Linked DNA regions of Homo sapiens: all the other regions are linked to region 3. Evidence: chromatin loops called from intact Hi-C (ENCODE). Cell type or tissue: dorsolateral prefrontal cortex. All regions are shown on one strand. Links, peaks and the distances in the headings refer to the core of each region. The heading gives the core; the rest is flanking DNA. Region 1 overlaps AGAP1 (ArfGAP with GTPase domain, ankyrin repeat and PH domain 1). Region 2 overlaps AGAP1 (ArfGAP with GTPase domain, ankyrin repeat and PH domain 1). Region 3 has its middle 61 kb from the start of AGAP1.

Region 1 (9,826 bases), core at 2,832-7,831, 320 kb after region 3:
TTTATTAAGTGCGTCATTGGACAAGTGACCACACCTAGAAGAAGAATGCCAGTGTAGGGAGTATGCTTAGCCACCTGCGTGGTGCACAGAAGGGGGCCTGCACATAGGGACTGTGTGTGTGGTTTTTCCTCCTTTCTAAAGTATGTATCCTCTAGACCCATATTTAAGTCTTTTTCCTTCTTTCTGAACATTTTAAAATTGCAGTTTCAGAAGCGCTCCTGTAAAACAAATATCTACGAATGAATAACTTTCTCTTGTGTTTGAGTCTCTTAGTTGGGAGGCAAACGATGCTCTACAATTCCAGATTCATAAACTAATTACATTTCTGCTGAGTAAGGTACTGGTTTTCCGTGTTGTGGGGAGTGTAGGAAGTATTTAGAGCTGTCATTGTCACTGTGCCGTTACTTTTTGGTCTTCTGTTCCAGATGCCATAAGTTCTGCTAACCCGAGGGTCATCGATGACGCCAGGGCGAGGAAGCTCTCCAACGACCTGAAACGGTGCACGTACTACGAGACGTGTGCTACATACGGGCTGAATGTGGAGAGGGTCTTCCAGGACGGTAAATGCGCGTGGCTGGGAGTTTAATTTCAGTTCATGATAGACGGGAGGCACTTCAAGAAGTCAGTCCTGCCTGCACTTGTGCATGTGGGTGGTGGAAATATGTCGTTGATGGGTGGGCATTAGTATCGAGAGCAGTCCATTCCAGAGGCAATTCTCAGGTATGTTTCATATAAACAGTGCTGTGTTCAGAAGAGACAACAAGGCATGGCTTGAGAACAGCCTGGTGTTGGGTCTGTGTGTCTCCTATGGGGCCTTTTTGTGTACAGGATAGAACATTTCTTGAGCTGTTACTCATCCATGTGCTCTGTAAAACTTGTTTGTGAGCATTTCTTTATTGTAATTGCCCATTCTTAATCCAGTCCCGTCCTTTAAAGCAGTTTAAATATTTGATATTAGGCTTTGAGAAGAGAACTGAAAGGAGGAGAGAGAGAGTCAAGTTTGGACCTCCCCCCACCAAAAAAATAATAAAATGACACGATACCACTCACAGCAGAGGGTGAGGACCAGCCTTTTGGAATTGTTTTTAGGTTATTTTATTCATTATTGATCACCTACCTTCAGGAACAGCCACAAATCAGACAGAAAATTCTCCTAGGAGAGCATGAGGTTCTGCAAGAGGGTCACATACTTGTGGATGATCATAGCGCCAGACGTCGTCTATGAGAGAGGAGCCTGTGCAGATGCGTGGGGTGGGCGGGAGAGGTGGCGTCACCCTGGGGATAGGAGGGTCTGGGGTAAATAAGGACTGATACTTCTAAAGCCAGTCTTTTCAAGTTGGAAGCTTGGGAGAGGCATGGTTCTGGCAGAGGGTCCCCTTGCTGGTGGGAGTGGTGGAAGTCACTTGTAGGGTCCTCTCCCCTTCTGGTTTAAATCCATGGGGGCAGAGCCACCTGTCCCCCTGCTCTGGTGCCCAGGGGGTTGTCGGGGGCAGAGCAGGGCAGCCACACTCGGGCTCTCCAGAGAGTGCTGGAGCCGCTTCAAGGTGATGGAGGACTCGCCGCGCTCTGACCTTGAAGACCCACGGTGAAAGCAGTGGCTGCAGGACTGTTCCCGGGACTTCCTCCAAATGGGGCAATTTTCTATTACATGTTTAAATTAGTCTTCAGATGAAATTGTAGGGATTCTGTACATTCACTGTTCAACTCAGTTTCAAAGATGACATCAGTTCTCAAACTTCACATTTTCTTTCCTGGAGCAGTGAGGTTCCTTTCTAAGCCTGCCGTCTCTTCCCGCGCATCTCTGCCTCTCAGATACTTACCTGTTTTTCAGCACGTTGGTCCTAGTTACTGCTTCATGGCTTAGGTTTCTTCTCGCCTTATCCAGTGCCAATGCTGAAGAAGCGCAGGGTCCCCTGAGGATCAGCACAAAGTCGCTGGGGTCCCACAGCCCCTTCTTCCCTCCACTAACGTATATCTCGGGCACCTCCTGCTGCCTCTGTCGGGAGAATGTCCTGTGGGGAGTAAACCTCATTTCAAGCCGTGCTGGTGAACATGAGTGAGATGTTAGTGAGACTTGGAAGAACTGTGCAGGGAGGCCCTTAGAGCTCTTCTGAGAGGTGCACCCTAATGGAGCAAGGTCACTGTCGGCCGCTGCGCTGCCGAGGCCCCTGTGAATGTTGAAGTAAAGCGTCGTAGATGAAGGGTCCCCAGGCCCGTGCATGAGGCCAGCTGCCTGTTTTCATAAATAGACTTTTCTTCTTTTTTTTGGAGACAGAGTCTAGCTCTTTGCCCAGGCTGGAGTGCAATGGCGTGATGGCAGCTCACTGCAACCTCTGCCTCCCAGGTTCAGGCAAATCTTGTGCCTCAGCCTCCCCAGTAGCTGGAATTACAGGTACACGCTGCCACACCTGGCTAATTTTTTGCATTTTAGTAGAGATGGGATTTTCACCATGTTGCCCAAGTTGGTCTCAAACTCCTGAGCCCAGGCAATCTGCCCACCTTGGCCTCCCAAAGTGCTAGGATTATAGGCATGAGCCACCGCGCCTGGCTGTAAATAGACTTTTCATGACGCAGAGCCACGCTTTGTGTCGATGGGCTGCAGCGGGTTTGGGCCCCTCTCCAGCTGTGACAGCAGAGATGAGGGTCTTTGCGGCCTGAGAAGCCCAGAATATTCACTCTCTGGCCCCGTGCAGAGAGCTTGCCGGTCCCCGATGCAGGATATCAGGGACTCAGTTGTCTGGATAAGTTTAGTTTCCACAGTGACTCCTTTGCTTTTGTATTTATCACGGTTAACATACATGAGTTTTCCATAAATTGATGAGTGCTTCTTATAAAAATAATGTTGTCAATTAATGAATACTGGGGGTTGTCAGGATGATGCTGCCTTCCTGCCAAACAGCCTTTGTACGTTCTGGCTGCTCTAACAAGACCCAGTGGCTTATACAACAGACTTTTACTTGTCCTACTTACGGAGGATGGGAGTCCAGGGCCAGGTGCTGGTGGGTGTGGTGTCTGCTGAGGGCCATCCTCCTAGTGGGATATGTGTTTGCATAGTGGAGAACAGAGGACACAAGCCCTCGCCAGTCCCTTCCCATAAAGGCACTTAACCCATCACAGGGTTCCACCCTTGTGATCAGTCACCTGGCAGAGGCCCCACCTCTTATTCCCCTGGGGGTCAGGATTTCAGTATAAGAATTTGGGTTGAGTTCCATACCACACCCAGCACGTTCAAGGCAGAGGACAGGCAGCCACCCACCTCTGTGTTGGAAGCATTTCGTTTTCTTCAGGTTGGGGGTGGCAAGAGGAGAATAAGGACTGATATTTCTAAATATTAGTTTAAAATATTCAGAAAAAGCGTTTCCGTTACTGTGACAGCTCATGTCGCACCTCCCCAGGTGATGCTGTGATGAGTGTCCGTTTTCATGGGCACAGGAGATTTCCGTTCCAGTTTCGTATTATAGAAATAATACACTCTCATTATGTATTCGGATTTTGGCTGGGCGCAGTGGCTCAGGCCTGTAATCCCAACACTTTGGGAGGCTGAGGAGGGCAGATCACCTGAGGTCCATAGTTCGAGACCAGCCTGGCCACCATGGCGAAATCCCATCTCTACTAAAATTGCAAAAAATTAGCCGGGCATGGTGGCAGGCACCTGTAATCCCAGCTACTCAGGAAGCCAAGGCAGGAGAATCGCTTGAACCTGGGAGGCGGAGGTTGCAGTCAGCTGAGATTGCACAATTGCGCTCCATCCTGGGTGACAGAGCGAGACTCTGTCTCAAAAAAAAAAAAAAGTAGGATTTTATGGAATTTGAAAAGCAAATACCTGTGAAGCTACAACTTCCGTGACTATTGCGATTTTTTTGTCCTTAAAATATTTTCATATGAAGATAACATTTTTAAAATAAAATCAGTTACTTTGTATATTTTATATCATAGTTATATGGTATATGGTTTCTTATTTGTATATGTATTTTCATGTAAATCACAAACACTCTCATTGTTAGTGAGAAAAGTAGTTGCTGAGTAGGAGCTTTATTCAGTACTTAGCAATCCTTAATAACAAAGTAAAAATCCTCAAGGAAAGTTAAACATTGTAAGGTTTATATAAAGTTGAAGAAATTGAGGCTCAGAGAAATGACATAGCTTGACCCAAAGGGACACAGCCTGGACTGGATCCCCCATCTTGGGACCTGAGAGCCTCGACTTAACCACAGCACCGGGACATTTTGTCATTAAAATGGAAGCAAATCAGGTCCTGGGGCCTTAAGAACACACCAGCTTTGCCCACAGGTCTGGGGAGGGCCTTGCAGGGGATGCACCCAGCCAGCAGGGCCCCTGCCTGCTCGCCGACTCAGTTTATTCACATTTCTTGATAACTCTCTGGCTTCTTTTTTGCCCTAGGGCTTACTTTGTTTATTTACTTTTTATACCTGTATATGGTAGAAAGAAAACATAAAGGAAAAGCGTGTAATTTCTACATAATGTTTGGCTTGTAAATAAAAAAAAAAAAAAAATCCAGCTGCTTCCATTGCCCTGCGGAGGCCATGTTCCTGATTGGCTCTGTACCGAGGTTCATTTAAAAGGCCAGGGACCTCATTCTTTCTTCTCCAACATTTGACTTCTTAGTGTCTTGTAACAAAAGGACATTGTAAAAATGAATGGAGAAACCTTGCATTCACTTTTTGTTCGCTTGTGTGGTCCTGTTTACTTTGCTTTCATGGAGTTTCCAGATGGCTACTGGCAAGTGGCTGTAGGTGTTGGGAAGCAGCCTAGCAGGCTGGTTCATCCACCCAGTCACTCGTTCATCTGAGCACCAGCTTCCCACACACTGTGCGTCTGGTCAGGGGCTAGAGGCAGATTGGGAAGCGCAGGCAGGGTCCCTTCCTCCGTGAAGTTAAGGTCCACTAGGGAGGGTAAACATCAAACGGTCACCCAGAAACATGACCTTGTGTCTTGCTCAGGGGTGGAAAAGAAGTGTGGCAGCCCAGGCTGCTTTCTGGGGGTGGAGCGTTCTCGCTCCTGCTCACAGGCGAGTTTGTGTGGCTTGCGGGGCTGGGTGAGCTGGTTCCACAAGATGGTTTCTGCTTGACCTGGGCAGCTGAGCCGGACGTGGGCTGTGGGTACCCAACCGTTTGGATTCTCAGCAGAGCCCTGGGGAAGGGAGGCACTGGGGGCTGGGGCGGGCTGGATGTGCGGACTTGGCAGCTGGGGGCTGCAGGTCCGTCTGCAGGGACTGCACAGGGCTCTCGTTCCTAGATTGCTTCACAGCCAGCGGCTCTGTGCCTGTCAGATTCTGCATGGCTCTGTTTGCCTCTTCCTGCAACTGGGAAATAACCTATATACAAGTTTTTCTATTTTTAAAGTTAAAATGGTGATTTCAGTGTTTGGCATTAAATTTTTCAAAAGTCCCTGTTGATTTGTTCTCCTAGGGCCTGGATACATGAACATGAAGGATTACAGAAAAATAAAGTTCATTCCATGTAGACATTGTTCCTCTGGTCCTACGATCCCTCCCCTTCCCCTTCCCTTTTTTCGAGGCAGGGTCTCTGTCACCCAGGTTGGAGTGCAGTGGCACGATCTAGACTCACTACAGCCTCTACCTCCCGGGTTCAAGCAGTTCTCCTGCCTCTGCCTCCTGAGTAGCTGGGATTACAGGTGTGCGCCATCATGCCCAGCTACTTTTTGGCTATTTAGTAGAGACTGGTTTTTGCCATGTTGGCTAGGCTGGTCTTGAAATCCTGGCCTCAAGTGATCCTCTGGCCTCGGCCTTCCAAAGTGCTGGGATTGCAGGCATGACACACTGCACCCAGCTTGCGATTCTTCTTTAAAGAGACATTTTTCCCACTTCATATGAAGAAGCAGCTTTCTGAGTGGCAGCAAGCAGCTCTTCTGGACAGACAGAGTGTGTGTCTGACATGGGACTGTAGTCAGGTCTCCGGAAGGTCAGGAAGGGTATAGTTTTGGTGATGGGATTTTTCAGCCTACATGCTGAAAGGTCACCTAAAATAGTTATAACTTAGTGACAAAAATAAATCCTCCCTTCAGAAGGCCAAGTCATGTTCAAGGTGGTAGCAAGCTGTGTATAGGTAGCAACAGGGCCCCTTTGAGCATTACACGTGCACCTTGGGAGGAAGAGAGTGGAGAGCGGGCTCTGCCTGTATATTCTTGGAGATGGTGCATTCAGCACTGTCGTTCCCTGCAGTTAGGTTTTGGAGAGTGTAAATTTTAGCCTGTCTTCAAATGCTTTGAGTTTCTCGTCTTCCTGAGTAGCGTGTTCGGAGCTTTCTCTGCTGCGGGTGGCGGTGCCACAGAGGAACACAGGGGCCTGTGTTGTGGCATCTGTTCAATCGGGGAGACAGGATCAGGGTTTTTTTGTTGGTTTTGACATTCTTGAGCCAATGCACCCTAACTTTTATTGGGCATAGTTTATGATTGTTAAATTATGGTGTCTTTGTGGTAGCTGTATGGCATGTGGGATTTTAAAGGCCCCTGATTCCTAAAGAAAGAGGGGTTTCCCTTTCATAGGCAATCAGGAGTACAACCTGATAGTGGTACAAAGAATTGTTTTCATTTCTTCTCCAAGCAGCTCGATGCCCTTTCTCTCTTCACTCCCCCTCTCCTAGAATGAGCTGATAAAGATGTACGTGAGTGGTCCACAGTGTGGTTTTATGCATGGATTGTTTATTTGCATCCCAGCATGTTTTGTATACAGCAGGGGTCCCCAGTCAGGCTGCACAGGAGGTGAGCAGCTTGCAAGTGAGCATTACTCCCCGAGCTCCGCCTCCTGTCGGATCAGCAGCAGCCTTAGATTCTCCTAGGAGCACGAGCCCTGTTGTGAACTGTGCATGCGTGAGATCTAGGTTACGCATTCCTTAGGAGACTCTAATGCCTGACGAGCTGAGGTGGAACCGTTTCATCCCAAAACCATCCCCATCCCCCACCTGCCCCCCAACCCCTGATCCTCAGAAAAATTGTCTTCCATGAAACCAGTCCTTGGTGCCAAAAAGGTTGGGGACTGCTGCTATATAGAATTTAATATTCTTGCATGCATTTTCTGAACCTTCTAGTCACTTGTTAAATCCCAGTTCAGAACATCACATTAGATATATGATCTGCACTGTGCTAGGACGTGCTCCCCACCAAAACGTCAGCGTCTTAAGCTTGTATTCATATGACCATAGGAAAACCTACATGCAGAACTTTGATAGTAGTTGTTAGACCAGGTCAAGATCCATGTCAAAGAGATAAATTACAAATTATCATCTCTCTGCTTAACGGTCTCCAGGGCCAGTTTGGTGATCTCACATAGACTTCTGTCCTAGAACAGATCTGCATTATTGTGGAGGGAGAGACAGTAGGTTCTAGGTGTATGGGAAAGCTGGGCAGTGGCACTGGAAGGGCGCTGTGTGCCAGGTGCTAGCGCTCCCGGGCCCTGTGTGCCAGGTGCTAGTGCTCCCGGGCTCTGTGTGCCAGGTGCTAGTGTGGCCACAGCCTTGTGGCTTATTAGGGCTTCCTCTGTTCACACGCTGTGTACATCGTCCTGGTGGATGGGTGTTTATCTGGTAGAGTAGTTCCTGGTCTAGGCAGATCCATGTCAGTCCTTTGACCTCATTGCCCCTGGCTTTTTATGTTTGTGCTGCAGTTAACATTCTGGAAAGCACTTTTATAGAAGCCATTCCATTTGTCTTTTGTCCCTTCCCAGTAACGGCTCACCTGGGCCTATCTAACCCATGCCGAGAGCCCGAGCTGGGAGAGGTTGCATGATTTTTACCAAGGTTGTGCGGGAAGTCAGGGAGCCTCGGTGTGCTCTTGATGCTTTGCTTCCAGAGATTGAAATCCTGGTGTGTGCAAAGAACCCCATCTCACATTAAATGGCTGCAGCTGCCTGGTCCTAATTACAGGAGTGTCCAGAACCAGGGGAGCTATGTTAATGAGTCCGTTTGTGCAACCTAATTGCACGCACTAGAGCATCTGTGAATGTAAGCAGTCTTCTGGGCCTCTTCTCCTGGGTCCTGCATCATCTTGGACCATTTTGTTTTGCTCACACCACAGTCCTTGTGCTGTTAAAGGATGTATCAGTTAAGCCTATTCCATTCTTTCCTGAAATCAGCTTAATTTTCATTGTCGGGGTGGCCTGTTTTATGATTTGTTTTTGTTGCTATTTTTTTCTCCTTTATTACAGATTAGATTGGAACTAGTGTGTGTGTGCATGCGTGCATGTGTGTGTGTATATGTGTGTTAGCGAGGGAATACTTCAAAAAATAAGATTTTTTACACTTGAAAGCAAGCCATGTATATGTGTACATTAGGCACTTGATATATGTTGAAAAGGTGGATTAATGGGTCATTAATTGTCCATTTTTTAATCACTTGTAGTAATGACTAATAATTATGCAACAATTTAACGGCTTATGATGTAGGATAGTGGATCTTATTAGGCCCAGTTTACAGCTGGGACTACATTGTTGGAAATGCTGCCTTCCCAGAGGTACATGGTGCAGCTGGTGTCAGGCGAGGCCATCATTTCCCGTTTCTACCTGTGGTCTTGGCTGTGCACCTGTACTCATCACTGTCCCCGTCTCTACACCCTCACCCCCTCCACACATTGAAAGTCTTATTTCTAAGACTTCCTGGGACAGATGGGTGGTAGATGTGTATTGGGACAGTATGAAAGAGGTTCAGCTGCTTAAATTACACTTCATTAAGGGGGTTCATATTTGAACATTTTCTGAGAACAAAGATGACATGAAGAAAGTGACCTCTGTAAGGCTCTGGCAGCACTTATGCGGTACCAATACAAATGGGGGTTGGGGGCTGAGCAGAAAACATTCTTCAAGAGTTAAATGATCAAGTCACGTAAGGCGTGTTGTTTTTGTTTTGTTTTGAGACAATGTCTCACTGTCACACAAGCTGGAGTGCAGTGACACAATCTTGGTTCACTGCAACCTCTGCCTTCTGGGCTCAAGCCGTCCTCCCGCCCCAGCCTCCCAAGTTGCTGGGATTACAGGTGCGTGCCAGCACACCCAGCTAGTTTTTGTATTTTTAGTAGAAATGGGGTTTTGCCATGTTGCCCAGCCTAGTCTCGAACTCCTGAGCTCAAAGCGATCCGACCGCCTCAGCCTCCCAAAGTGCTGGGATTACAGGCATGAGCCATGGCACCCGGTCATATAAGGGGGTTTGATGCTGGTTTGGGAGACATTCTGGTGTCGTTAGCCCTAGGGTTGTTGATGTCATTCTTTTTTTTTTTTTTTTTTTTTTGAGATGGAGTCTCGCTCTGTCACCCAGGCTGGACTGCAGTGGTGTGATCTCAGCTCACTGCAAGCTCCACCTCCTGGGTTCACACCATTCTCCTGCTTCAGCCTCCCAAGTAGCTGGGACTACAGGCGCCTGCCACCACGCCCGGCTAATTTTTTTGTATTTTTAGTAGAGACGGGCTTTCACCGTGTTAGCCAGGATGGTCTTGATCTCCTGACCTCGTGATCCGCCCGCCTTGGCCTCCCAAAGTGCTGGGATTACAGGCGTGAGCCACCGCGCCCGGCCCTGGCAGCTTCACATGTAGGGCCATCCAGTGCATGTGAGAATCTGCAGATGGTCTCCAGAAGAGCCACATCTGACCTGCCTAGTAGCTTATCTCCCAGCGAATGGGAGAGGTGCAGACCTGCTGTTGACTGTAAGGAGACTTGATTCAGCCTGTTGGTGGGGGCGCACATGTGAGGAAGAAGCCTTGGTGGGTTTGTGTGGGTCTTTCTCTTATGCCATATCCCTGGTTTATATTTGGATGGGAAAATACATAAATGTTTGATGGTGATCATTTTTATGAAACATG
Region 2 (9,826 bases), core at 3,256-8,255, 120 kb after region 3:
CATCCGAGCCCAAGGTAGAGCTGCAGGAACCCCATGTCTGAGTGTCCAGCAGGCCCGCAGGCCCTCGGGTGCCACCTGATGGGGCCATCCTGCCTTTTCAGGTCCTTGATTATATCCCACAAAGAGAAATAGATGGCTTAAAAGTCTTTTTCAGAGGCAGAAGGGACAAGAAAAGTGGAAGTGTAGTCTGGAAGTAGCCAGGTTTTAAGTTAACCAGGTTACACTCTTGGTGGTTCCTGGCGTCCTATCAAGAGAAGGAATTATGGCCCCAGAGCTGTGCCTGGGACCCGCATGTCTGTCACAGATCTCTGCTGGGAAGCCAGGCTGTGGCCCTTCCAAGGTGAATGGTGGTTTCCATCCAGGGTTCAGGTTTCTTAGCAGCTAGTGGTGACGGTCAGGGTGTGAGTGTGGGGACGTGGCTGGCGTGGTGACGGGTGTGTGGGGGCATCATTGGGAGTGATGGCGATGGCTTGTCTTCTCACCGGCCGGTTTGGAGTCCAGAACCACATGAATGACCTCAGGGTGGGTCAGAACAAGGAGCTGTCAGTCTGAGACCTCTCAGTGTGCTCTTTCTTGGCTAGCAAGTTACTTTACCTTGGTAGTCATTAGTTTCTTCTTTGACTAAATGAAAAGGTTTTTATCTAGATGCTGCTGTGCATCTTGAAGCATGTTAAAAGAAGGTTAAGGAAAACCAGTTTGTGGAAGCTGACTGAGCAGGCGGCTCACTGGCCGTATTCAGCTCTCCACCCGTAGGGACCTGCTGTGGCAGCCATAAAACTGTGCAGAGGTGAACCACTTCAGCAGAAAGATGCTTCCCCACAGAGATCTGGGAGCCTTTGACTGTTGAACAGGGAAAAATTCCCCATGCTTTTAGGATCGTGGTGTAAGACCCCACTGTGGAGAGATGCTTTCTATGCTGCAACACAGACCAGGGAGGTGACGGGCAGTGGCTTTGGGACACCATCAACTCCAAGGAGATGGCCTAGCTGCTTGAGGCCCACGTCCAGAGTTACACACTTTATTCTTCTGATTCTTGAAGGCTTTAAGAAATCTCTTTAGCAAGTCTCTACTTCTTTTTAAATTTTACTCTTTCCTCCTATCACCTGAATAAAACTCCAGGCAGTAATATGCTGCTTACATTGACTTTTTTTTTTTTTTTTTTCTGAGATGGAGTCTCGCTCTGTCACCCAGACTGGAGTGCAGTGGTGCGATCTCGGCTCACTGCAACCTCTGCCTCCCGGGTTCAAGCGATTCTCCTGCCTTAGCCTCCAGAGTAGCTGGGATTACAGACATGCACCACCACGCCTGGCTAATTTTTGTATTTTTAGTAAAGATGGGGTTTCACCATATTGGCCAGATTGGTCTCAAACTCCTGACCTCTGGTGATCTGCCTGCCTCGGCCTCCCAAAATACTGGGATTACAGGCACATACCACCACGCTCAACTAATTTTTGTATTTTAGTAGAGACGGGGTTTTGCCATGTTGGCCAGGCTGGTCTCGAACTCCTGACCTCAAATGGTCTGCCCTCCTCAGCCTCCCACAGTGCTGGGATTACAGGCGTGAGCCACCATGCCCGGCCATGAGTCCTTTCTACTGTGGGGTTGGTCTTATTTCCCCTTGCTCCCGTGAGAAGCTGAATTTGCAAATGCCAGGGTGAACTTGGTAATGGAGGCAACAGGCAGATGCTTGGTGTCTGTGCGTTGAACAGAAAAGAGCCCGGTGAAATTCCACGCCTGTTTGTGTTTAGCACACGGTTCCTGAATTATTTCATGAGAATGCAGGTATAGCGGTGACAGCTACAATATTTGTTAGCCAAGCTGCGGACAGAGGGTTGGCCTCAGGCTGCTGTTTCTGCCCCAGGGTCGTGAGAAATAGCTGTGTCCATTTTAAAGCAAGAAAACAAATGGCACGATTGCTCTGCTGTTCCTGTCCTAGGGCAGAGAGCTAAGTCAAGCACTCAGTGGACTGCGTCTCGTCTCCCTTGGACTGGTAGTGACAGGGCTGCCCTGCACGCCACACTGCTCTCCTGTTCCTGTAGTGTCGCTCATGTAAAATGCACTGCAGGCTGGTGCTGCTGAATCGGCTCACTTTCTCCCATTTCCTTCTCCTCCACTTTCAGATTTCTTTCAGCACTCTCCAACTTACCTTCAGAAATGCAACAATGGGCCAGGCGCAGTGGCTCACACCTGTAATCCCAGCACTCTGGGAGGTGGGTGGATCACCTGAGGTCAGGAGTTCGAGGCCAGCCTGGCCAACATGGTGAAACCCCGTCTCTACTAAAAATACAGAATTAGCCAGGCGTGGTGGCATGCACCTGTAATCCTAGCTCCTCGGGAGGCTGAGGCAGGAGAATCACTTGAACCCAGGAGGTGGAGGTTGCAGTGAGCCAAGATTGCGCCATTGCACTCCAGCCTGGGCAAAAAGTGCGAAACTCCGTCTTCAAAAAAAAAAAAAAAATGCCACGATGTATGAAGACCTGCAGCCCCTTATCTGGAATTCAAAAACCCCAAAGCACTGATTTTTGCAGCCCACTCATTTGGCAGCAGAACCTGAGTTATCTGCTCATGTGAGAGTGCACCTTTCATTACAAAAGTACCCATGCGTTTGACTAGGGGTGCTCTGGGACGTGGGTTAGCCAACTCAGGCCACTGCCCCGTTTTTGAACATAAAGGGTTATTGGAACACAGCCATAGCCTTTCGCTTATATTGCCTTTGGCTGTGTTTGTACCTGGTCCTTACAGAAAAAGCATCTGTACCCCTGCTCTGGAGCGGACCTGCCCTGCTTTGCTTGCAAGGTGGTCCGAGCCTGGGTGGAAAGCACTGCAGGGCAGCTTGTGCAGAAACTGGGACCTGCTCTCCTTGTAGAGACACAACCCCAGGGTACTTGGAGCTCATGCTAATGACTAAATCATTCAAGCCTTCTTCTTCCTGGATTTTATACCTCCTAGTTCTTTGAGGACAGTTTGCCACGTTCAGCAGGATTTTCCAGACCTTTTATTTCTAAGGAATACAAACTAGAAGGGCCTGGTTTCTGTAGGTGACAAAGCTGGGGGGAACGTGGAGGACAGGGATGACTGGAGAGAGCTGGCGAGTGCAGCCTGCTGGGATGCCAGCTCTCACCTGGGAAGGTCAGCGTGCAGGGTTGCAGACTGCTTAAGCCTCCTCCTGTCAGAGGACCCCAGAGAGCTCCCCCAGCTACTTGGAGAGATGCTGTTGAGGTTGGGAGGCAATGCAGGGTGTTCATCAGCCAGCATGAGACCCTCGCTTCCAGCCTGTGCCTTTAGCCCAGCCTTGCTGTTCTAGATGGTGTTGGCAGCCTTTTTCACGTACAGAGTTGCATTGCTCCTCCGTCTTCCGCGTGCCTGTGGGCAGCTTTTGTTCCTTTGGATTACTTTTGTTTCTTTAAAACTCCTTGGCACCATCTAATTTTTTAAAAATGAGCCTAATACTGTTCACGTTTTAGCACCTGGCAAATGTATTGATACTTTACGAGCATTCACATGCATTTAAGAGTGCTCTTAGCAGTTCGCGTTCTATATAGAACTGTTTACACCTCTCAGGATTCTTACTCTAACAAACAGGTATAGACAACATCCTAGTTGCATCTCACCGCGGCCTAACATCCCCGGGAGCATGGGGATTAGTGGAGTGAGTGGGAGGACTCGCCCTGCGCAGGTGGAGGGTGATGAGAGGCTGGGGACGTTTTCGGATGACCACAGGTGTGAAGCTGTCTTCAGTGGTGGGGGAACCACCTGGGCCTTGGGCCTTGGCTCTGGTAGTCTCACATAACTCTTTGGTGTCTGCAGCTGTATAATATGATGGATGTCCTTGTATTGTACATTTTTAGGAAGGACGGGTAGGGTTGCTGCTTCAGAGATCAAGTGGCATGTCCACATCTGGAGTAGACCCTGAGTGGGGCAGAACCATCATCCTGCGTGCAGCCTGCACACTCCCAGCACCCGTGGCAGTCTTAGCAGGTGGATTATCACCGAGCACACAGGCAGCCCGAGGCACCTCCTCGTCACAGTGTTCTCCGCAGCCCTGACTGGCGAGGAGGGCACGTCCCCACGTTCATGCCCTGTACTAGGGTCCCCTCTGGCACTCTTTCTCTGGGGCTCTGTGTTCCCTTTGCCTTTTGAGCTCTTCATAAAATCACTGCCAGTGACTTCTCATAGCTGTTCGTCATTGGGAGTCACTGAGCATGCACACGGGCTGTCAGGTCCTGGTCCCAGCTCTGCCTTCCTCTCCTCAAATGCCATTCACAGCAGTGTCAGTGCCTGCCCAGAGTGTGCTAGAATGCCAGTTCTTGGGCCCCACCCCACACCTGCGACTCCAGACTCAGAGTTGATGAGGGTCTGCAGGCGTCGGTCTGGGAGCCACAGACAGGTGTGTTTGCCGCAGAGGTGCCGAGGGCCCAGCAGGACTGTAGCACAGGATCAGCACCATCCACACCTGAGGCGTGGGGATCTCCGGGCATGATGCGGAATGTAGTGACGATCGCAAATCCTTCCTGTGGCCAAAGAGTGAGCTCTTTGATGCTGATGAGATAGTGTTTATTTATTTTTATCTTATTTTTTTTGAGATAGAGTCTCACTCTGTTGCCCAGGCTGGAGTGCAGTGGCACTGTCTCGGCTCACTACAACCTCCACCTCCTGGGTCCAAGCAATTCTCCTGCCTCAGCCTCCTGAGTAGCTGGGACTACAGGCGTGCACCACCACACCCAGCTAATTTTTGTATTTTAGTAGAAATGGGGTTTCACCATGTTGGGCAGGCTGGTCTCGAACTCCTGGCCTCAAGTGATCCACCCACCTCGGCCTCTGAAAGTGCTGGGATTACAGGCGTGAGCCACCGCGCTCGGCCATAGATAGTGTTTCTTAAGAGTGAGTTTGCTTCTGAGGAAGAGAAGTGGGGGGTCGGGGGCATCCCACCTCCCTGGCCACCTCCAGTGGTGTGAGTTGGTTGCTTGATGTCATCTGAGGTGGGGCCACCCGGGAAAGGTCTTCATGTCTCACTTGTATGCCTTCTTGGATCAGGATTTCCAGGCCTCTGCATCTCTTGAGTTGATTCTGAAAGGGTGAGGAGAGAGGGGCTAGACAGATTTTTTTTTTTGAGACAAGGTCTCACTCTGTCACTCAGGTTGGAGTGCAGTGGCTTGATCATAGCTCACTGCAGCCTCAACCTCCCCAGGCTCAGGTCGTCCTCCCAGCTCAGCCTCCCAAGTAGCTGGGACTACAGGTGCGCAGCACCACACCTGGCTGATTTTTTTTGTAGAGACGGGTCGTCCAGTGATACTCAGATTGGTCTCTAACTCCTGGGCTCAAGGGATACACCTACCTCAGCCTCCCAAAGTGCTGGGATTATAGGCATCAACTACCATTGCCAGCCTGAGCTGCATGCATTCTAAGGACACTTTGTGAGACTAATTAAAACGTTTTTCTTTCCAAGGCACGTGGCAGGTGGGTGCTGTTTCTTTCCTGCAGGATGTTTGCTGAGCATTTGTGAGTGGAGCATCTTTAGGGAAAGCAGGACAAACCCTAAAAGACTTTCTCTGAATGTTACCTTTGCTCTTCACCTTGACTGGTAGATCCTGAAGGCGTAGAAAGAGGGTCCTCTGGAGAACACAAACTGAGCGTTGCTGGGCCTCAGGAGCTTCTAGTGATGCTGGAGGCGGCCACTGCTGTCTTTCAGCTGTGAGGAGCCAGGAGGGCGATCCCAGCTTTCTCCTGGTTAATTTTACCGTCTTTTAAAAAGGAAGTTCACAAGATTTCTTGAAAGAACTCTAGTTGGAGTTGTAGAGCTAATGTTTTTTTCTCTGGTCCCTGCCACCTGCTGGAAGGAGCCTGCAGGGAACTGTTTGTTGTGTGCTTGGCTGTTCAGTGCCCCATAACTGGCCGCGGTACTGCCACCCGCTGGAAGGGGCCTGCAGGGAAGTGTTTGTTGTGTGCTTGGTGTTCATTGCCCCGTAACTCTGGCCGCGGTAGTCTGGACAGGGCTTCTGAGAACCACCTGCAGTTCTGCTTATTGCTGGTGTTGAGAAATACAGTTTCTGCAGGAAAGAGAGAGACATTGGTGCCAAGAAATCCTATCGGGGACATTTAATAACTGGAAGTAGCTTAGGAAGCCAGGTTTGGAGTGCTGCCTTGGTGTCGTTATAATGCAAGTGGGATTTCATTATGTGTTTAAGGCTTGGCATTGTTGGAGGTCAGGAAGACCAACTAAGTCAAGTAGAGCCATTGGCTGCTTGAGTGCAGTGCAGAGCACTGGGAAATGGACTTCCTGGGAAGTGTGGGATTTTTTCTGCTACTCCTTCATTCACACCTGGATTCAGTTGCCCTCATGAGCTCACCCGCAATGTGTGTAGGGGGATGCTGCTCCCATTGGCCAGGCACTGGGGATGCGGCGTATGGGCAGGTGCACACACACCTGGCAGAGGTTTGGAGCTGGGTTGTGGGTGAGGGATGCAGAGAGGCTTAACCCAGAGAATGGAGGAAAAGGAGACCAGGAGAGTTCAGAGAGGTGAAGAGTGAGGAGAGAGCAGTGGCCAAAGTGGAGAGAGTTGAGTTTCAGAAAGCCAGCTGCAGAATGCAGTGCCTGACAGAGTGTGATGGGCCCCATCTCTCTCTGCTGAGCCGGGTTCTGACTCTGCAGAGCATTGGAGGCCTTGTTGTGGGCTCAAGGAGTGCAGAGAGGCAGCGCCTGCCTTGGTCGTAACTTCTCACACACATACATCCACACATGTGCATCTGATTGTGTGTGTGACACAGTGAAGGGTATGGGGACAGCCACATCTGGGTTTCAGTTTTCAGTCAGCTCCCTAGCTGGGTGGTTCCTCTGAGCCTCTGCTTTATTTCATCTGCAAGTAGCATTAATACTATAACTGAATATACAGTCAGCTACTCACCACTCGAAAGCCAGACTTGAGAGACAAGGGTTGGTGGGAGAAACAGCAGGTATATTTGAAAACCAAGAAGATGGTGAACTAACATTCTCAAGTACTGTCTTAAGTCAGTACAGATTTTAGGCTTTTTATATTAAGGGCTGGGGGAAGAGGAGGGGGTTGAGATCAAGAGATGACCAACGACTGGACATCTGGGAGGCAGTGGGGGTCAGAGGAAGTTGGGTTTTTTTTTGTCTTGGTCAGGTCACGATGTTCCTGTGAATTTTTAATAAAACATAGTTGTTTACATACTTCTCCTTTAATCCCACAGCTAGTTTTAAAAACTACATGATTGTGTTGCTAGGATTAGTTAAGAACTGATTTGAGGTCACTAGCACATGGTGAGTAGTTAGTAAACAATTGCTTCTGCTAGAATCATCATTGTCAATATTAAGAAGGCGAGTCCACGCATCTCTCTGGCCTGTTGGCTCACATTTGGGGGTGTGGCATTTGTGCGTGAAGTGGAGCCTGGTCCCTGGTGACCCAGGTACAGTTTACGTCTGGAGCCAGCATTTGGAAAGTTGCCTCCAGGGCCCTGGATTTGGAGGGAGCCAACTGCCAGAGTCTCAAGCAGGTGAGGGTGGGGTGCAGGAGAGGAGCGTTCAGGGCACCTCTGAGCACATGTGACATTCGTAAGTGGCACTCCTCATGCTGAGCAACTGACGTCGTATTTCCACCCGACAATGGCTTGATTCACTTGATAAGTGAAAGGAACTTCCACGTAAGGATCCCGAAGCACGGTTGCCTCCGCCTCCCACCCCACCCCGTGGTGCGGCGTGTGCCAAGACCAGCCCTCTGAGGTCAGCCCTCCTGGACCCCTTACTGGGTGGACAAAGGTTTTCTGTGTGACTCACCTCTGGCCAGAAATTTAGGGAAGCTTATTTGTAACTAATACCACCCAGTCACTGCAGGAGACCTGCCGAAGGGCTCTGGGGAAAGTGATCTTCAAAAATAGAAAGGTTGAGTGAAGGTAGGACTTTTGGGAGAAGCAGAAGGAGCCTATAAGACAGCACATTAATTTGGCAGGTAATTAGGAACTCTGATCTTGAGCATCTCATTTTAATTAGCGTGGTCCAGCCTGCCTTACGGTGCTCACGCTGAAGCAGAGAGTGGCCTGCTTAGCTGCTCCGCACCATTTATTTGGGTTTCTTATTTGGGAAGTTTGCATGTGACTGGGCCAAGTGACATTTGTTTTGAGGTCCCTCCCAGGGCCCAGGGGTGAGCTCTTGACAACCCCAGAGTAGAGATGGGGCACCTGTGCCCGGGCATTGATTTCCTGGGAAGGAAAGAAAACGCCAGGCCATGCTGCTGTGTTACAGCCCTTTAATCAGAAGCCCCTGCTGCATGTGGGCCTGCTGTTCCCAGTGCCTTTCAGGAAACCACCAGAAGGGCTCCAGCTTTAGGGAGGATGGTCCATTTACACGCCTGTGGTTGGAGGTTCCAAGTGCCTTGAAAAATGCCTTGATGCCACTTGGAGCTGTTTCTTTCTTCTCTTTCCTTTCCCTTTTAAAATCACGGAACCATTTCTTTCTTTCTTTCTTTTTTTAGACAGAGTTTCGCTCTTGTTGCCCAGGCTGGAGTGCAGTGGCGCAGTCTTGGCTCACTGCCTCCCAGGTTCAAGCAGTTCTCCTGCCTCAGCCTCCCGTGTAGCTGGGATTACAGGCGCCTGCCACCATGCCTGACTAATTTTTGTGTTTTTAGTGGAGACAAGGTTTCACCATGTTGGCCAGGTTGGTCTCAAACTCCTGACCTTAGGTGATTCGCCTGCCTTGGCCTCCCAAATTGCCAGGATTACAGGTGTGAGCCACGGTGCCTGGCCAGAATTGTTTCTTGAGTTTTTCAAACAATGCTTTCTCTCCAGCCAGTTCAATTGTAGAGGGTCCTGGAGAGGAGGTGGAGCAGTTGCCTTCTCAGCATCGTGGGGTGGGGCTGGGATGAGGAGAGCGCGGCCGCCAGGGTCAGCCTGGATGCTCCTAGGCAGAGGCACAGGGGTTGCTGATTCTTCTTTCCAGATGGATGTTTCTAAAGTCTTTCTTAAAGGAGCCAGAGGCTTGCCCGCCCTGCAGTGCCATCCTTCTTGCCGCTCCCACCCACTTCTGTGATGCACAGAACCTGCCGCCCTGCCCTGTCTCTTTGTGTTCGTTGGTCTCCATTTCTAGTGTCTGAGTAAAGGCAGTCCCCAGTCCAGTCTGCAAAGCCTGGCCACTTGCACAGGAAGATGCTCATAGATGGCTGGTTCCTGCCAGTGACACACGTGGACCTCAAGCAGGTGGATGGGTGGAGCTCAGGGAATAGGCATGTGGGGCACACTCTCCAGGCACATCCAGGGCTGGACTGGGGCCGGCATGGGGGTCACTGGCTGCAAGCGAAGGCAGCTTATGTCATGTTCCCTCTGCCACCGCCAGCTGTCCTGCAGCAGGAAGAGGTAGTCATGTTTGGAGGCCGGGCTGTGCATGAGCTATGCAGGCCTTGGGGTCTTTTCATCAGATTCCTTTTGGCAGAATATAAGGAAGTTGGCCCAAACCACATTTTTGAACTTCTGCTTTGGCCTTGTCAGTCTCCTTCTGTGATTCAGACCGTAGTGAAGCCCTGGTTGGCTGAAGTGCTCAGGAGAGGAGACTTTGGGGGTCATCACTCATTTCTGAGTTACAGAAGTTAAATAGTGACTTGGTTCGGGGTCATGCCATGTGTGTGAGGCCTGAGTTTGCAGGTTTGTGCAGGGCATTGATTGGTTGGTTGGTTGATTGGCTGAGGAATATTTGGGGCACCTGCTCTGGGCCATGTACACAATGAGGCAAAGCAATACTTAGACCTCAAAAACAAAGCGATGTAGACCTATCTGCTGTGTCCTTGTGTTTCTGCCTGTGGGGCACGTGGGACATGTGAGG
Region 3 (9,826 bases), core at 2,725-7,724:
TGAAGAAGCCAGGTGTGAGGGTCCTTGAGGGTGGAGTCGGCCACCAGCAGCACTCCCACTGGTCCCTGGCTCACACCCCAACCAAGGAAGCATTCTCCTGTCCCGCCATTGACTCTGCGTGCTCCCAGAGGAAAGGGACCGCTTCCTATCCTTCTTTATCAATCCCAGACTAATCTTCACAAGGACATAAATAAAACGACGGTTTCGAAGGCTTTCTTGGGTTCGGTTTTGTTTAGTGTGTTGTATCTGTTACTTTAAATATTTATATGAACTAATTCTCTTAAAAAGAAGAAAAACTTTTTAGCTCTGAAGGATTTGAATGGGAATCATGATTTTGGTGCACTCAAAAGCTATGCACTGTAAAACAATGAAAGCTGTCAGTGAATGCAGAGTGGTTGACCATTCAGGCATTGCTCTCTGCTGCAGGGACCCCATCTGTCCCTGGTAAGAAAGGAGGTCCTGGGTCAGAAGGGGAAGCCGGACTGGTCAAGCACCCAGCTGGACCTCACTGGAGTGGCCACCGCAGGGCCAAAGAGGAAGCAAGCCAGCAGGCAGCCAGCCTTGGACAGAGAGATGATTGCTGTGGGCGACAAACATGATTCTGGGAGAGTGCCTGAAGGACGTGTGGTAAGAAGCCTCATGGACGGAGCTCCAGCAGGAGGAGACTGCTGGTGGTCTCAGGTGTGAATCATCAAAGCACAGGTGTGCCTGGTGCTGTATCCTCGTCCACACTCCTGTAATCCAGTGGGACAGAGTAGGAGGGGACATTCCCATGATTCTGAAATCTAAAAGCGTTCACCTTCTGGTCCGAAATGGTGCCTGGACAAAAACCCCCAGTCTCCATGAATATGTAGAAGACAGAAATTCAGAAGGACTCCCATTTAATGAATGATAATATAAGCTATTGCCAGGTTGGGGAAAGAAAGTGACATTGGTTATCAGGCAAACAACAATAGGTTAGGAAACGTATCCCCAGGCTTCTGCTGAAGGCAGGCCCACCTTTGTTTCATAAAATAGAATCTCACCCTAGTTTCTACTCCCAGGTTCAGATTTAGGCATCCCAACCAGAGAACCGGCCATTTCCCTTATTACCCAGCAAGTGCTGTGCCCTGTGAAGGGGAAGAAATGATCTCACCATGTCACACGCCAAAGCAAATGACCAATAAATACGTGAAAACCCCTTCAAAGCAAATGACTGATAAATACTTAAAGATATGCTCAACCCCCATAGTAATCACAGAAAATCAAATTAAATGAATCAGGCTGGGCATGGTGGCTCACACCTGTGACCCCAGCACTTTGGGAGGCCAAGGCGTGTGGATCATCTGAAGTCAGGAGTTCGAGATCAGTCTGGCCAACATGGTGAAACTCCATCTCTACTAAAAATACAAAAATTAGCTGGGCATGGTGGCAGGCACTTGTAATCCCAACTACTCGGGAGGCTGAGACAAGAGAATCGCTTGAACCCAGGAGATGGATGTTGCAGTGAGCAGAGATTGCACCATTGTACTCCAGCCTGGGCAACAGATTGAGACTCCATCTCAAAACAAACAAAAAATCAAATGAATCGCAGGGTCGTCTTTTGTCTATTAAACTTGTAATGTCTTTAAAATGATGATACCTACTGTCGGGAAGGGTGTCATAAAGGAATAGACACACTCATGGCTATTTCTGAGAATGGAAATTGGTTCACTATTCTGGAACCAACATGTATCACAAAGTAAAAAAATATGGACATATGCTTATTTGTCCAGTATGTCCCCTTCTGGGAAACCACTGTTCTCCTTTTCTCGGCGGGGTGGGGGGCGGTTCAGAATGCTTCAAATCAAGAGCCATTTCTCCCTATTCCCAAGGGTAGATGTGAGACTCAAGCTGATGCAGGTCGGGCGAGCCCCAGAATGGTGGCTTAGTCCAGGAGGGTTCTGGGCTTCACCCAGGAAAGAATCCAAGGACGAGCCTGTGGTGTTAGACAACAGTTTTTGCTGAAGCGGCATTGCACAGCAGCAGCAGAGGTACGGCTCCTTGCAAGCTGGGCTACCCCACAGGCAGTGTGCCCAGAGTCGCTGCTCAAAGGCAGTCCTACAGTCATATTTATACCCACTTTTAATTACATGCAAATTAAGGGGCACATTGTGCAGAAATTTCTAGGAAAGGGGTGGTAACTTCTGGGTCATCGGGTTATTGCCATGGAAAGGGGTGGTAACTTCCGGGTGTTGCCATGGCAATAGTAAACTGACATGGCACACTGGTGTACGTGTCTTATGGAAAGCTACTTCCGCCTTGGACCTGTTTTACCTAATCCTCAATTTAGTCCAGTGTCCAAGCCCCACCTCTGGAGTAAGTCCCACCTCCTACCTCAAAGCTACTAGGCAAAGCCTTCCTCAGGACTTTTCCCCGGGATACCAGGAAAGACAATTGCAACCTCTGTAGACTTCATGGGACAAAACTGGCCAGTGTTCCTTCTTGACACCACATAGAGACTTCTTGCTTGAAAATCAAGCCCAGGCAACAGGGCAAAGATGGGAAGACACAGCACCAATGCCCTCATTACATTATTTGAACTCCTGGATCCAGCTGTTCCTGAAGCTGACCCCATGCCTTTGATCTCTCAGTTAAGTGAGCCAATAAATTTCCTTGATTACATTATGCTGTTTGAGCTAAATTTCTTTCCATTGTAAGCAAAAGGATCTAATAAATACTTACTGTCCCAGCAATACCATTTCTAAATAATGTATTCTAAGGAAGTAGTTAATTAAGAAAGAACTCTGTTCTATGGGGGTGAGAAATGATTTCTTATATAAGATTCTGAAAGCTCAAACCATAAAGGAGGAGATTTATGGTTTAAGACCAACAGAAAGGTAAAGATTTCAATTCAGAGATAAAATTAATAGGCAGATAATTGACTGAAGGATGACCTCAGCATATATAACAAAGAAAATTAAGCCTAGAATGTATAATGAAAAAATAGAAGGTGGTAAAAGGCTATGAAGAGTTTATTCACAGATGGAAAAAAAATAGCTAAAAACACATAATGAAATGTCCCTATTAGTAATCATAAATTAAATCAGTAAAAATGGTCACTTTGTAACTATCAGATTGGCCCACAATTTTAAACGAGATCCTATTGGGGGGTGGGGGGCAGTGCATGAGTCCCCATATACCATTAGTAGGAGTATAAACTGGCAAAGCTAATTAATGGAAATTACTCTGCACATGTAATGGTACCTAGAAATTCAACTCCAGGGTAAATACCTCCAATAAACTTGCACATCAGGCCACTAGAGTACATTTATGAGGATGTTCCTTACAGCATTGCTTATAATAGCATAAAGTTAGGAATAATCTAAAAGTCCAGCACCAGGATGGAAAGACACACGACATTCAGTTCCTGCACGTGATTGAATAAGCCCCAGAAATCAAAAGGGAGGAAGGAAGCTACACAAACCAACATAAGAAATGCTCACTACGTAATGTTGAAGGAAAATTAAGAAGTTCACATTTTAAAACACGTAAAGCAATATATATCTTTCACCAGTTACACCTGCATGTAAATAAAGGTGTAGAAAATGGAAGATAGATCGGAAGGACCACAGAAATTACTCAAAAGTAGGATCTAGGGGGAGAAATGGAGTGAGACGTGGAATGAGGGTGAAGAAGAAAAAAAAAATAATAGGAAATATTTTTTTAAATGGATTAATGAAGATAGAGTGCCCCAAGCTGGAGATAATGCCCAATCCAATCCTGTGTACCTGGGACACAAAACAAAAATGTTACAAACATTCATGACTATTGTTAGAAAAATTGTGGTGAAAGATTAGAAGCTATTTAATCAGTCAAGAATTAAGGAATCAATTCAGTAAATTATGGCACAACTATATGATGAAATAATGTGCAGCCCTTAAAAGTTATACTGCAGAAATAAATTAATCAATATAGAAAGTTATTCATAATATATTAAGTAAAAAAGCAGGTTCTGGCTGGGCAAGGTGGCTCACGCCTGTAATCCCTGCACTTTGGGAGGCCGAGGTGGGTGGATCATTTGAGGTCAGGAGTTCGAGACCAGCCTGACCAACATGGTGAAACCCCATCACCACTAAAAATACAAAAAAAAAATTAGCCAGATGTGGCGGTGGGTGCCTGTAATCCCAGCTACTCAAGAGGCTGAGGCAGGAGAATCGCTTGAACCTGGGAGGCAGAGGTTGCAGTGAGCCAGGATACTGCACTCCAGCCTGGGCGACAGAGTGAGACTCCATCCCAAAAAAAAAAAAAAAAAAAAGGTTATAAATGGCATGTGATTTATTTCCACATAACACGGGGAATACTCTGCAAGGACATTCAGAAGTCCTTAAATGCTACCTCTGATTACAAGTATTTTCCCCATGTTTTCTCCTGCTTTATCTGAATCTTCCGATATTTCAGCAATGATCACATATTACTTGTATAATAAAGCAATGCTAAGTTTCCAAGATGAGCTTTTATTTAGTAAGATGCTCTGACTTTTGTGCCAACTGTCTAGAATAACTCCTCTGCTCGTTTTTAACATATTTTAGTGGTTGCAAGTACCGGACTATTTTTGTGTCATTCTAGCCTATTAACCCCTAGATGTGTTGATTTCTAGAAAAAAAAAAAAAAACAATCAGCACCTTGGGGTATTAGTAACCTGCAGGTGCTTCCCTAGATGAAGGAAAAGCCTAAATATAGAAAATTCAACTGTGAGAATGCACTCATGCCGGTCTGTGATGTGAACGTAAGCAGGTTTTCTTCCTGTGCCCTGTGAATGGAGTGGGGCGTTTAGGCGGATGTCAGGCTACAAGGCAGCTGTCTACTCTGTGCTCACATCCCTGACTCTATTTCAGGGCCATTTGGCACCGTATGCCCACACCATCCTGTTGGAAGGAGCCCAAGGGAAAGACCACTGTGGCTAAGGGCACAAAAGCTAGTCCGTGCCAAGAACCTTCACAGCACTCTGGCTTCACAGGACATGACTTGACCCAAGCAGACAGGCTCTCTCCCCTCGGAGAACATAGCCGAGAAAAGAGCCACTTGCCCAGGACCCACGGAGACATTCCCCGGACTTACAGAAATAACTTCCCCAAAGCTAGAAGGGACGCCACTTCACATGTGTGCCCTCCTCCCAACCGAAAATTGAATCACAGCCCAGGACACGGTCTCCAGCGTGACCTTGAAATGCTTCCTTGCACATTCGTGACCTTTTTGGCAGGTTTAAATGGTTATAAGGGAAATATTTTTGTAATTTCCATTAAAGGGTTTAAGTTGAGTAGTATAATTCAGCCTTAAATATTTCACCATCATTAAAAAGAATTCTCATTTTGTACACCAAAGGGAGCTGCTCTAAGCTTGCCTTGAAACTGTCAGCTGAGTTAGGCAGAATTTTGAGCTTGTAAATGCAACTATGGAGAAAGAGTAGAAACTCATTTGGGGAGGAGAGGAGTGGGGGGAGAAGAAGGCTGATTCCAGGAAAGGAAAACAACTCAGCTGGGAGAAAGTGTGGCCTTTCAGAGGAGGCATATGACTCCATCCTACACCTAAATCACACACATCCTACATCCTAAATCACAAATCCATCGCAAAAACAAAGTGTGGTTTGAAATATATGGAGGAGCTGGGTGTCCACCAGATGTCTCATTTGGCTAAAAGAAGAGCCTCTGGAAAGGTCTTAGCTAGTTTTAATAACAAGTTCACGCTAAGAAGATGGCCACGGCTAGGAGAGGAACTGACACTGCTGATATAAGGCTGAGCAACACAAGATCTAATGAGTGCAGTGGAAATGACGGAACTTGGAAGACAGCCACCTTGGCATCCATCATAGCCAGGAAGGGAACTGTGCAAGGCCAGTGACACAGCTGATCTAAGCTGAGGAACTGTGACTTGAACAAATGTCACCAAAGAGCAATAGACCCTACTGAGCAAGGGAGCTTCAGGTTTTTTAAATGTTGACCAGGACCAGGTGAAGCACTATAGAAAACTATCCTTTTTTCTTTCTTTCTTTCTTTTTTTTTTGAGACAGGGTCCTGCTCTGTCACCCAGGCTGGAGTACAGTGACATGATCACAGCTCACTGCAACCTCCACCACCTGGGCTCCAGTGATCCTCCCACCTCAGCCTCCTGAATAGCTAGGACCACAGGTGTGTGCCACCACATCTTGCTAGTTTTTATATTTTTGGTAGAGACAAAGTTTCACCATGTTGCGCAGGTTGGTCTCGAACTCCGGAGGTCAAGCAATTCACCTGTTGGCCTCCCAAAGTGTTGGGATTACAGGCTTAAGCCACTATACCCCACCAAAAACCATCATTTATGTTGACATTGGTCAGTTAATCAATGCTCTGTGGTCATAATTTTCCCACAGCTGTTCATGACTGCATGAAATATAATCCAGGTCAGACTGTAAACCCTTCACCCTAACAATATCATAAGGTTTGGGGACCCTCCTGAGGATGTCCCCCAGATTCGGTGTTCTGCTCATCTGCTCCTCCAACCTCCCTATCAGGAAAGGCTTATCATGTGCACAGCATGCCCTGTTGGAGGGGGACAATTTCTCGTTCCTAGTGACTGCCTTACACAACTCTTTAATAATAAGAAGATCTTAAATATTTCAGAAAGCATGCAAAACTGTCTATATCCATTCCCTTTCCATTTCAGATGTGTTTATTTTGTACCTTCTTTCACCTTCGTCTTCTCCATCTCCTTCAGTGTTGGACGGAATGGTCCCCCTTTGCCAGTTACTTCACTATTCTGTAATGCAACACAACTTCATTCGTTTAATTCATTGCCACAAACATTTTTTTTGAGTGCCAACTATGTGTCTGGCGTTGAGCTAGAATCTGAACGTACAGGAATACATAAGGCAGAGGTCCCCGTTCTCAATAAACTTGTAGGACAGAGAAACTCTCCATGTGCTTAGGTGGGCTGTTGTCAGAGAGGTGGGTTTCTGAACCTCAAATGCCATTTGGCCTCCTTGAAAAATGCCCTGTTGTGGAAAGACTCTGAAACAGTCCCCATGATCCCAGCTTCCTGGTGTTGGCACCTTCCTGTGGTGCCCTCTGCTTGGGTGTGGGCAAGACCTGTCACTTGCTTCCAACTAACAGAATATGGCAAAGGTGATGGGATGTCAGTCTGTGACTACGCAACATTATATAAGGCTCTGTCTCAGCAGACCAGATCCCCAGCCAGTACACTGCCTCTTTCCATTGCCGGACATGCTTTTCGCCAGGGAAGTAAGCAACTCCACACGCAGAGGTCAAATGTCACCTCTCAATGAACCCTGTTCTGACCACCCTGATCTCGCACTCTCCCGATCTGGCACTCCCTGTCCCATTCCCTACTTTCTCTTTTTTTTTTTTTTTTTTATGAGATGGAGTTTCGCTCTTGTTGCCCAGACTGGAGTGCCATGGTGCACTCTTGGCTCACCACAACCTCCGCCTCCTGGGTTCAAACGATTCTCCTGCCTCAGCCTCCTGAGTAGCTGTGATTACAGGCATGCGCCACAACGCCCGGCTAATATTTTTTGTATTTTTTTAGTAGAGATGGGGTTTCACCATGTTGGTCAGGCTGCTCTCAAACTCCTGACCTCAGGTGATCCACCTGCCTCGGCCTCCCAAAGTGCTGGGATTGCAGGCATGAGCCACTGCGCCCGGCCCCATTCCCTAGTTTCAACACATGTCATCAGCTGACACACCGATGTTTTACACATGTATTTGTTTATTGTCCGCCTCTCCTAAACAGAGTGCTAATCCCATGAGGGCGAGGACTTGGACTTGTTTACTCACATTTCCCCAGAAATGTTGTTGAGTGCATTCCATAACTATTTACTAAATTACTAGGTTAATTAATTGATTAATTGATATTATTACTATTATCTTGCCCTTCAATGGAGCCAGTTGTCATCTTAGTCTTTAGACTATAGCTTCTTGAGGGCAGAGACTCTATGTGAAAAATTTCACATTCCCTAAATACTTAGCAGGTTGATGAATGAATGAATGAGCAAATGAACAAACAAATGGTCTAGGGACCAGAGGCAAATAGCACATTAGAAGTGCGGGGCCTATTAGAATGATTTTGAATGGAGACTCAGAATTTATTCTTACTGCAGCCACTCAAGCTTATATTTCAACTGCTTGTAAAAGGAATAGGCCCTGTTATTTATTTATTTATTTATTTATTTATTTATTTATTTGTTTATTTTAGATGGAGTCTCGCTCTGTTACCCAGGCTGAGTGCAGTGGCATGATCTCGGCTTACTGCAACCTCCGCCTCCTGGGTTCAAGCCGATTCTCCTGCCTCAGCCTCCCAAGTAGCTGGGATTACAGGTGCATGCCACCACAACCAGCTGATTTTCGTATTTTTAGTAGAGACAGGGTTTTACCATGTTGGCCAGGCTAGTCTCGAACTCCTGACCTCAGGTGATCCACCCACCTCAACCTCCCAAAGTGCTGGGGTTACAAGCATGAGTCACTTTTCCCGGCCCAGTTATTTAACTTTTTTAATTCAATACGATTCAGAATAAATTCTGAGCCTCCGTTCAAAATCATTCTAATAGGCTCCTCACTTCTAATGTGCTATTTGCCTTTGGTCCCTAGATGATTTGTTTATTCATTTGCTCATTCATTCATTCAATTTGCTAAGTAGTTAGGGAATCTGAAATTTTTCGCATAGAGTCTCTGCCCTCATTTTTCAAAATGGCAATTCTTTTGTGTAGAAATTCAAAAGTCAATTCTAAATTTAATTTGGAAAGGAAAAAGACCTAGAATAGCCAAAATCATTTTGAAAAAGAAGAATAAAATCAGACAGAATATTTACTTTACCTGATTTCAAGTTTTACTATAAAGCTACAGTTAACAAGATAGTGTGGTATTGACAAAAAATATAGAGATATAGATCAATGCAGCAAAAGAAAATTGAACCACTCATATGCTTAATTAATTTGGAGGGGTACATGTGATAATGTAATATATTCATATAGTTTGCAAAAATCAAACCAATGTCGTTGGAATATCCATCACCTCAAATATTTATCTTTCTTTATGTTAGAACCATTTGAATTCTCTTCAAGCTACTTTGAAATGTATATAGATCAGTTGAGCATGCAACCTAGATCCCACGCATACACAGTTCTCCTAAGAGAATCTAATGCCCCCCGCTGATCTGATAGGAGGCAGAGCTCAGGCAATCATGTTTGCTCACCCGCCACTCACCTTCTACTGTGCAGCCCTGTTCCTAACAGGACATGGACTGATACCGGTCCACGGCACAGAGGCTGGGGACCCCTGCTATAGATTATTGTAAACTATAGTCACCTTACTGATCTATCTAACACTAGGTCTTATTTCTTCCATAAAATTGTATATTTGTACCTATTAATTTCTTTTCATTCCCTTCTCCCCCATACCCTTCCACCATCTGCTCTCTATCTTCATGAGATCCTCTTTTTTAGCTCCCACATATGAGTAAAAACATTTAATATTTGTCTTTCTGTTCCTGGCTTACTTAATGTAATGACCTCTAGTTCTGTCCATGTTGCTGCAAATGACAGGACTTCATTCTTTTTCATGGCTAAATAATATTCCATTGTGTATGTATACCACATTTTCTTTACTGTATGGCAATTTTTTTTTTTTTTTTTTTTTTTTTTTTTTTTTTTTTAGAGACAGGGGGTCTCACTCAATCACCCAGGCTGGAGTGCAATGGCTTGGTCATAGCTCATTGTAGCCTTGAACTGGTGGGCTCAGGCTATCCTCCTACCTCAGCCTCCCAAGTAGCTAGAACTACAGGCACAGGCCACTGTGTCTGGCTTTTTTTATTTTTTATT

What was found. A loop is a pair of places that touch in the nucleus more often than their neighbours do. Peaks named below come from ENCODE experiments on the same cell type or tissue, not always from the same donor. Only the 100,000 strongest peaks of a DNase experiment are listed, where the experiment ranks them.
Region 1: a loop joins it to region 3, with 2.7 times the contacts of the local background. A loop is called at or near these places in 11 of 110 quality-filtered maps.
Region 2: it touches region 3 in a loop (2.3-fold over the local background); 3 of 110 quality-filtered maps call a loop at or near these places.

Annotation. Positions count from the first base shown.
Region 1 is chr2:235,749,929-235,759,754 of GRCh38, forward strand. It overlaps AGAP1 (ArfGAP with GTPase domain, ankyrin repeat and PH domain 1), which reads left to right. Exons shown (of 18, transcript NM_001037131.3): 6 at 426-560. The region is part of intron 3 of LOC105373942 (a long non-coding RNA gene); the gene reads right to left. Among named protein-coding and RNA genes, the nearest start is that of TNRC17, 240 kb to the left of the region's middle. In dorsolateral prefrontal cortex, for the core only: no CTCF peak of the experiment used is centred there; no DNase peak of the experiment used is centred there; H3K27ac peaks cover 1,553 bases.
Region 2 is chr2:235,546,213-235,556,038 of GRCh38, forward strand. All of the region lies in intron 1 of AGAP1 (ArfGAP with GTPase domain, ankyrin repeat and PH domain 1), which reads left to right. Among named protein-coding and RNA genes, the nearest start is that of TNRC17, 33 kb to the left of the region's middle. In dorsolateral prefrontal cortex, for the core only: CTCF peaks have their summits at 5,872 (motif pointing left) and 6,071; a DNase peak (open chromatin) is centred at 5,899; H3K4me3 peaks cover 998 bases.
Region 3 is chr2:235,428,336-235,438,161 of GRCh38, forward strand. No RefSeq gene overlaps it. Among named protein-coding and RNA genes, the nearest start is that of AGAP1, 61 kb to the right of the region's middle. In dorsolateral prefrontal cortex, for the core only: CTCF peaks have their summits at 5,632 and 5,831; a DNase peak (open chromatin) is centred at 5,806; H3K4me3 peaks cover 1,429 bases; H3K27ac peaks cover 1,588 bases.